Regions from separate parts of the Mus musculus genome. Here region 2 is linked to region 1. Evidence: chromatin loops called from intact Hi-C (ENCODE). Cell type or tissue: heart. All regions are shown on one strand.

Evidence for each region. A loop is a pair of places that touch in the nucleus more often than their neighbours do. Peaks named below come from ENCODE experiments on the same cell type or tissue, not always from the same donor. Only the 100,000 strongest peaks of a DNase experiment are listed, where the experiment ranks them.
Region 2: it touches region 1 in a loop (2.1-fold over the local background); 1 of 42 quality-filtered maps calls a loop at or near these places.

What each region holds. Positions count from the first base shown.
Region 1 is chr7:120,981,199-120,983,698 of GRCm38, forward strand. It overlaps Cdr2 (cerebellar degeneration-related 2), which reads right to left and starts at 1,114. Exons shown (of 5, transcript NM_007672.2): 1 at 779-1,114. The coding sequence starts at 854. It overlaps Mfsd13b (major facilitator superfamily domain containing 13B), which reads left to right and starts at 1,311. Exons shown (of 8, transcript NM_001374644.1): 1 at 1,311-1,532. In heart, no CTCF peak of the experiment used is centred here; DNase peaks (open chromatin) are centred at 573 and 1,213; H3K4me3 peaks cover 2,427 bases; H3K27ac peaks cover 2,401 bases.
Region 2 is chr7:121,073,286-121,075,785 of GRCm38, forward strand. The region is part of intron 4 of Mettl9 (methyltransferase like 9); the gene reads left to right. Igsf6 (immunoglobulin superfamily, member 6) reads right to left here and starts at 1,245. Exons shown (of 6, transcript NM_030691.1): 1 at 1,154-1,245. The coding sequence starts at 1,220. In heart, no CTCF peak of the experiment used is centred here; DNase peaks (open chromatin) are centred at 1,196 and 1,716.

The DNA.
Region 1 (2,500 bases):
GACTGGGGGCACTCTTGAGATTGTCTCTGGAGATGCCCCGATGCAAGAAAACCAAGGCAGGATTATTTTTAATTGAAAACCCGAAAGAAAGATAAGCGCATGATAAGAGCTGCCCTCGAATAATTTCATTTAGCCCCCGATGAACGATGGCTAAGTAATAAATTAAAACACAAAACAAAACAGTTTAATACCCAACTGAGTAAGCTGTAAACTGGGATGCTAAGAAACTGAACAGTGTCTACAGGCTCCTCATACTCGGCTTTAGGGAATCCACCTAAATCTTTTAGCCTCTGCTTTCTGGAAAACGGGACAAAAAAAAAAAAATTTACTCTCACAGAGAGATGGCGCGGGTACCGCACAGCAGCACTGCCCTCCCACCACCTGCAGCGGCTTTGCAGACTCTGCGGACCATGAAAGGCGATGTGGGGCAGGCAGGGCAGCACGACCCGGACCCAGGCCAGCAGCTCGCCTCTAGAGCAGGACAAGCTGGTCCACTCCTGCCCACCTCAGAGGTCCATCCGCTCATACCCGGCAAGCGCTTTCTTAAAGCACCGAGCATCAGCCTGTGTGGCGCACCCGCAGGGCCGTGGGCCGCGCGCGCTTGCTCTCTGCGGTCGGGATGGGCGGATCCGTTGCCAGGTGAGGGCAAGAAGCACCGGGCCGCGGCATCCCAAACCTCCAGCCTAAGGAACTTTCTAGCACTTTCCACACCTGCCACCCCCGGACTCCCACCCCAACAATCCCGCCCCCCCCTCCCGACCGGCGACCTCGCCCTCACCTTGCTGGAGGTCCCGGTGGTCGTACCACGGCTCATCCTCCATCTCGAACTCCTCCACTAGGTTATCTGCCAGCATGTCGCCGGGGACGTCCGGGGGCAGCGGGCTCTGCCGCCGCCCTGCCGTTTCGGCCGCTGCCCCGGGCTCTCCCCCGGCCCCGCCGCCCTCAGCCAGAGCCACCCTGGGGCGGGACACGCAGGTCCCGCAGCAGCTCTCGCCGCTATCCCGCGCCGCCCAAAGGCCGGCGCCCTAGCGAGCGCGCCCCGGGTGGCGCCGGGAGCCGGCTCCTCACGCCTGCTGCCCGGCCCAACGTGGCACTTTGGCAGAACCCTCCCAAAGCCGGGGAGACGATTCAAACCCGGGAGGCACCTTGACCAATCACGAATGAGCCGCCTATAGAGTGACAGCGACTTCAGCCAATAGAATATCAAAAAAGGTCGCGGGTCCGAGGACCATCAGCCAATAATAGCTTAGGAAGGAACAAAGGAGGCGGGGAAAGACGAAGAGGGTGCGGTCGGCAGCCCCTCCTCTTTTGTCTGCGTCGCGTCTCCTCAGTTGAGTGCACTCCAGTTCCGGAGTGTGGAGGTGGCTTTGGCGAACACCGGGTGCCGAGGACTACTAATTCTGGGCACGGGTCATCATCTTCCCACCCGAGGGTTTCGGATGCGGGCCAACTCTCCTTGGCTCTGCCCTCGGTGATGCTCGGAGGGAGACTCATGGTCCGTCGGGAAGTTAAAGCCGAGAGAACGCTACTGAGTGAGAGCTGCTCCTCAATCTTGGAGCCCTGGCCTTCCAGGGGCCTGGCTATGAACTCCTAAAAGGGCAGTCACCAACCCCACTTCACACTCCAGAGTCCCGGGCTGGCCAGTGGAAGCCGCCTCCCCTGAGAAAAGTTGCCACAGTTTTGCATAGAATTTCTTAAAGGTTCATAGAGCCCAGGATAAATACCTAAGATCAGGCATTGCACTTGGTGGCCAGCTTGCCGGCGTCAGCTTGTTAACACAGCCGTAACTACTGTTTCTTGGGTTAAACTTTTAATATATTTGGGTACCTCACTTAGGGAAACTCTCAGAGGGCAGAAAGGTCGGCGCAGATGTTTGGGATGTTATAACTGATAGCATCTACAGAGGACGGGAGAAGAACTGTGACAACTGAGGGGGGGAGGGGATGTTATAACTGATAGCATCTACAGAGGACGGGAGAAGAACTGTGACAACTGAGGGGGGGAGGGGAGTAATTACTCAGGTTTGGCAGTAGTGATTTGGTAGAAACCTCCTGAAGTTAACTCCTTCACACAGATCCGGAGTGTCACCCGAACTAAAGTGGAAAGCAGTTGAAAGTTTGCCTTATCCAAAAAAAGCACCAGTTGTGGCCTTAAAATAGTGTACTCAGATTACTATGGCTTAAAACAGGAGAAATTGCTAGGAAGAAGCTACAAATCCTCAGAGATACTTTTATTTCTCTGAGATCTCGGGTAATTTGGAGGAAGGAATACTTCACCCTAATTTCTTTTTTCAGTGCTAACGATGCCTTAGGCGTGCCACTCTCCATCATTCTTGTGGGTCCTAAGATGCTCCTTTTCAGATCAGTGTAACATGCACCTGTTCCTGGGAACATGGTCTTGTGAAGGTCAAGAAAGCCTCCCCATTGTGAGGTTGGTTTGTTGTTTGTACAGAGTCTCACTGTGCAGCCCCAGCTTTGCCTAGCACACTATGTAGATTAGG
Region 2 (2,500 bases), 92 kb after region 1:
CTAACAATTACTATTATTATTATCATGATATTTTTGAGACAGGGTTACTCTATGTAGCCCTGACTGTCCTGGAACTTGCTCTGTAGACCAGGCTAGCTTTGAACTTAGAATCCGCTTGCCTCTGCCTCCCAGGTGCTGGGTTTGTGCCACCACTGCCCTGCCCAACATTTATTATTATAGAAAATGTCAAACGTACAAAAGTAGCACACAGACCCAGCCTTGCCTAGCGTTCATTAACTGGGGCTTGTTTCAGGTCTCCTCACTATCTCATCCCCTCCTTTTGTTATTATATCTGCAGACATTTCACAATACAGATGGGAAGATAAAGCTTTTCTCTAACTCCAACAAAGCTCTGTACAAAAGTAGTGTATAGTCATGGCAGACAATAGAGCAGTATAAGACATCACCGTGGTTCCTCAGCCAGAAGAGCCACTGTTAACATTTAGGAATAATTCACTCACTCCTCCTCCCCGTGCCCCATCTCCCCTCCCTCTGCATTTCTCCTTTCCTTTTCTTGTGTGTGCTGGAGAGTGAACCCAGACCCTTACATATGCTTGGCAAGTCCTCCACCATTAGGCTACTCTACCATGTATTTACAGATGAGAAAAAAATTAATTACAAGAACATTGGCTCCATTTGTTGCCCTGCAATCCAGATTTAGTGGACAAATCTTAGATTATTTAAACTATGATGAAATAAATAACTTTTATAGTGCTAGAACAGGTAGAGATAGAATTTAAAGATTAGTTATTTTATCAGGTGACTTTTCTCTAGGTCAAGTTACAGCTTTAAATCCAAGTTCTTTTCAGCCTTTAGAAACATTGTGCTATGAAAGTATTAAGCTAATATTGTACAGTGTACATTAGTCCAGAGCTTGCCTGTGTGGGAATTGACTGAGTGACTAGCACAAGTGGTCACAGATTCTCTCTGGTGAGATGTGCTCAAAGCAGCATCAACAACCAAGGGCCGGTAGGAAACCTTTCTTCAGCTATGCTTTAGTACCTAATTCTGTGGGAGAAGTGACCTCCTCCAGCCCCCGACTTACTGTAGTGCTGCCTTCTTAAATTATGTGCTAAGAGCTTAAGTACACAGATAAGGCGAGAAGCAGCGGTCACTTAATGAGCTGGAGAAAAGGAAAGCTTGACCTTCTTACCGACTTGGAAAAGGATCAGGCTGATCTCTGGCCGGAGGCGGCTCCTGCGTGCACTCACGGGGCCCATCTCTGCTGCATGTGCCGCCTTCTCCACTTTTCTCCTTTCAGAAAGGAAGAAGTAAAGAGAGGAACTCATATTAAGGAAGCACAAGCAGGAACTTTTAGAAATTGTGTAAGAATGGTTTGTAATAAGTTTCACCATTTAGAGTTGAGATTTCAGTCTAAGCGTGCGTGTATGTTAGAAACTGCCATGGGCATTTGATATTCTTTGTGGAGCTTGCAGGAGGTCAGTACTCCTCAAGCAGAGCCTGGCATTTTAGAGTGCTCTTACTGATGTGCTCCACTGCAGAGGGCCTCTCAGGGCCAGAAACTGTTAGACGTGAGCAGCAGCAGCAGAGGCCATGTTTCCTGTAGTCCTGGGAGAAAAACCCAGGGAGTGACCAGAGCATCCGGCATGGTAAAAAGGTACACAGCTGCTGTTAAGCTTGTGCGCCTGGCTTGCATTGAAAGATTTCTTGGTGTTGATAAGCAAAATGGCTATGTCCCTTGGTGCTTGCTTTGGGTCTGAGTCACACACAGCACCCCCTCTCCCCCAGCCTTTACTAGTCAAGTGGTTCTTTGTAAGTATCAGGAACTCAGCTGATCAGCAAAAAGAGACTTGTTAACAGGACTTGAAGTGGCTCCTGGAGTCTCAGAAGGCCTGGAGAACCATGTGAACTCCAGGTCAAGAGGAGCTTGAGTCACACTGGGAAACTGGTCTGATGATGGGTACTACGTGCTGCAAATTCTGTCATTAGCACCCACTCATCAGCCCACCTCCCTAGCCACTTGATATTAGTGCTTGCACTTGGCAAAAAGCCTTGTTTTATTCTGGGTCACCAGCTCATTCCAGTCTTGGCAACAGGCTAAGGTGTGGCACCGGTACCCTGCTTCAAGGAAGCCCAGAAAAGCAGCTTCCCCGCCCTCCAAGAACGAACTCCCCTGACAGGGAGAGAATGCAGTGCTGGCCACTGAAACGTGTGTACTCTTCCCTTTCCCCGTGCTCTATCACACGCTGCATCAGAAGCCTCACTATGAATTTAGTGGCATGTCACCACAGCCTCTAAGAGCACACCTAAGTGCACTTTTGGCATTGTCTGTTTGTAGTCAGAGTGTGGCTTGCAGGGAACAGACCTGGCCTGCTTCCCACAGCCCAGGCTCCTACTGCCCATAGGCTTGGAAGGGATTGACAGATGACTTAGGAAATGGGTCAGCTTCTCCTGAAAAGCACTTGTGTTTCTGTGGATAGAAATTTCTCATGAGCCTATTTTAATTTTAAGCCAGGCAACTTCTAGACAGGAAGTTGAG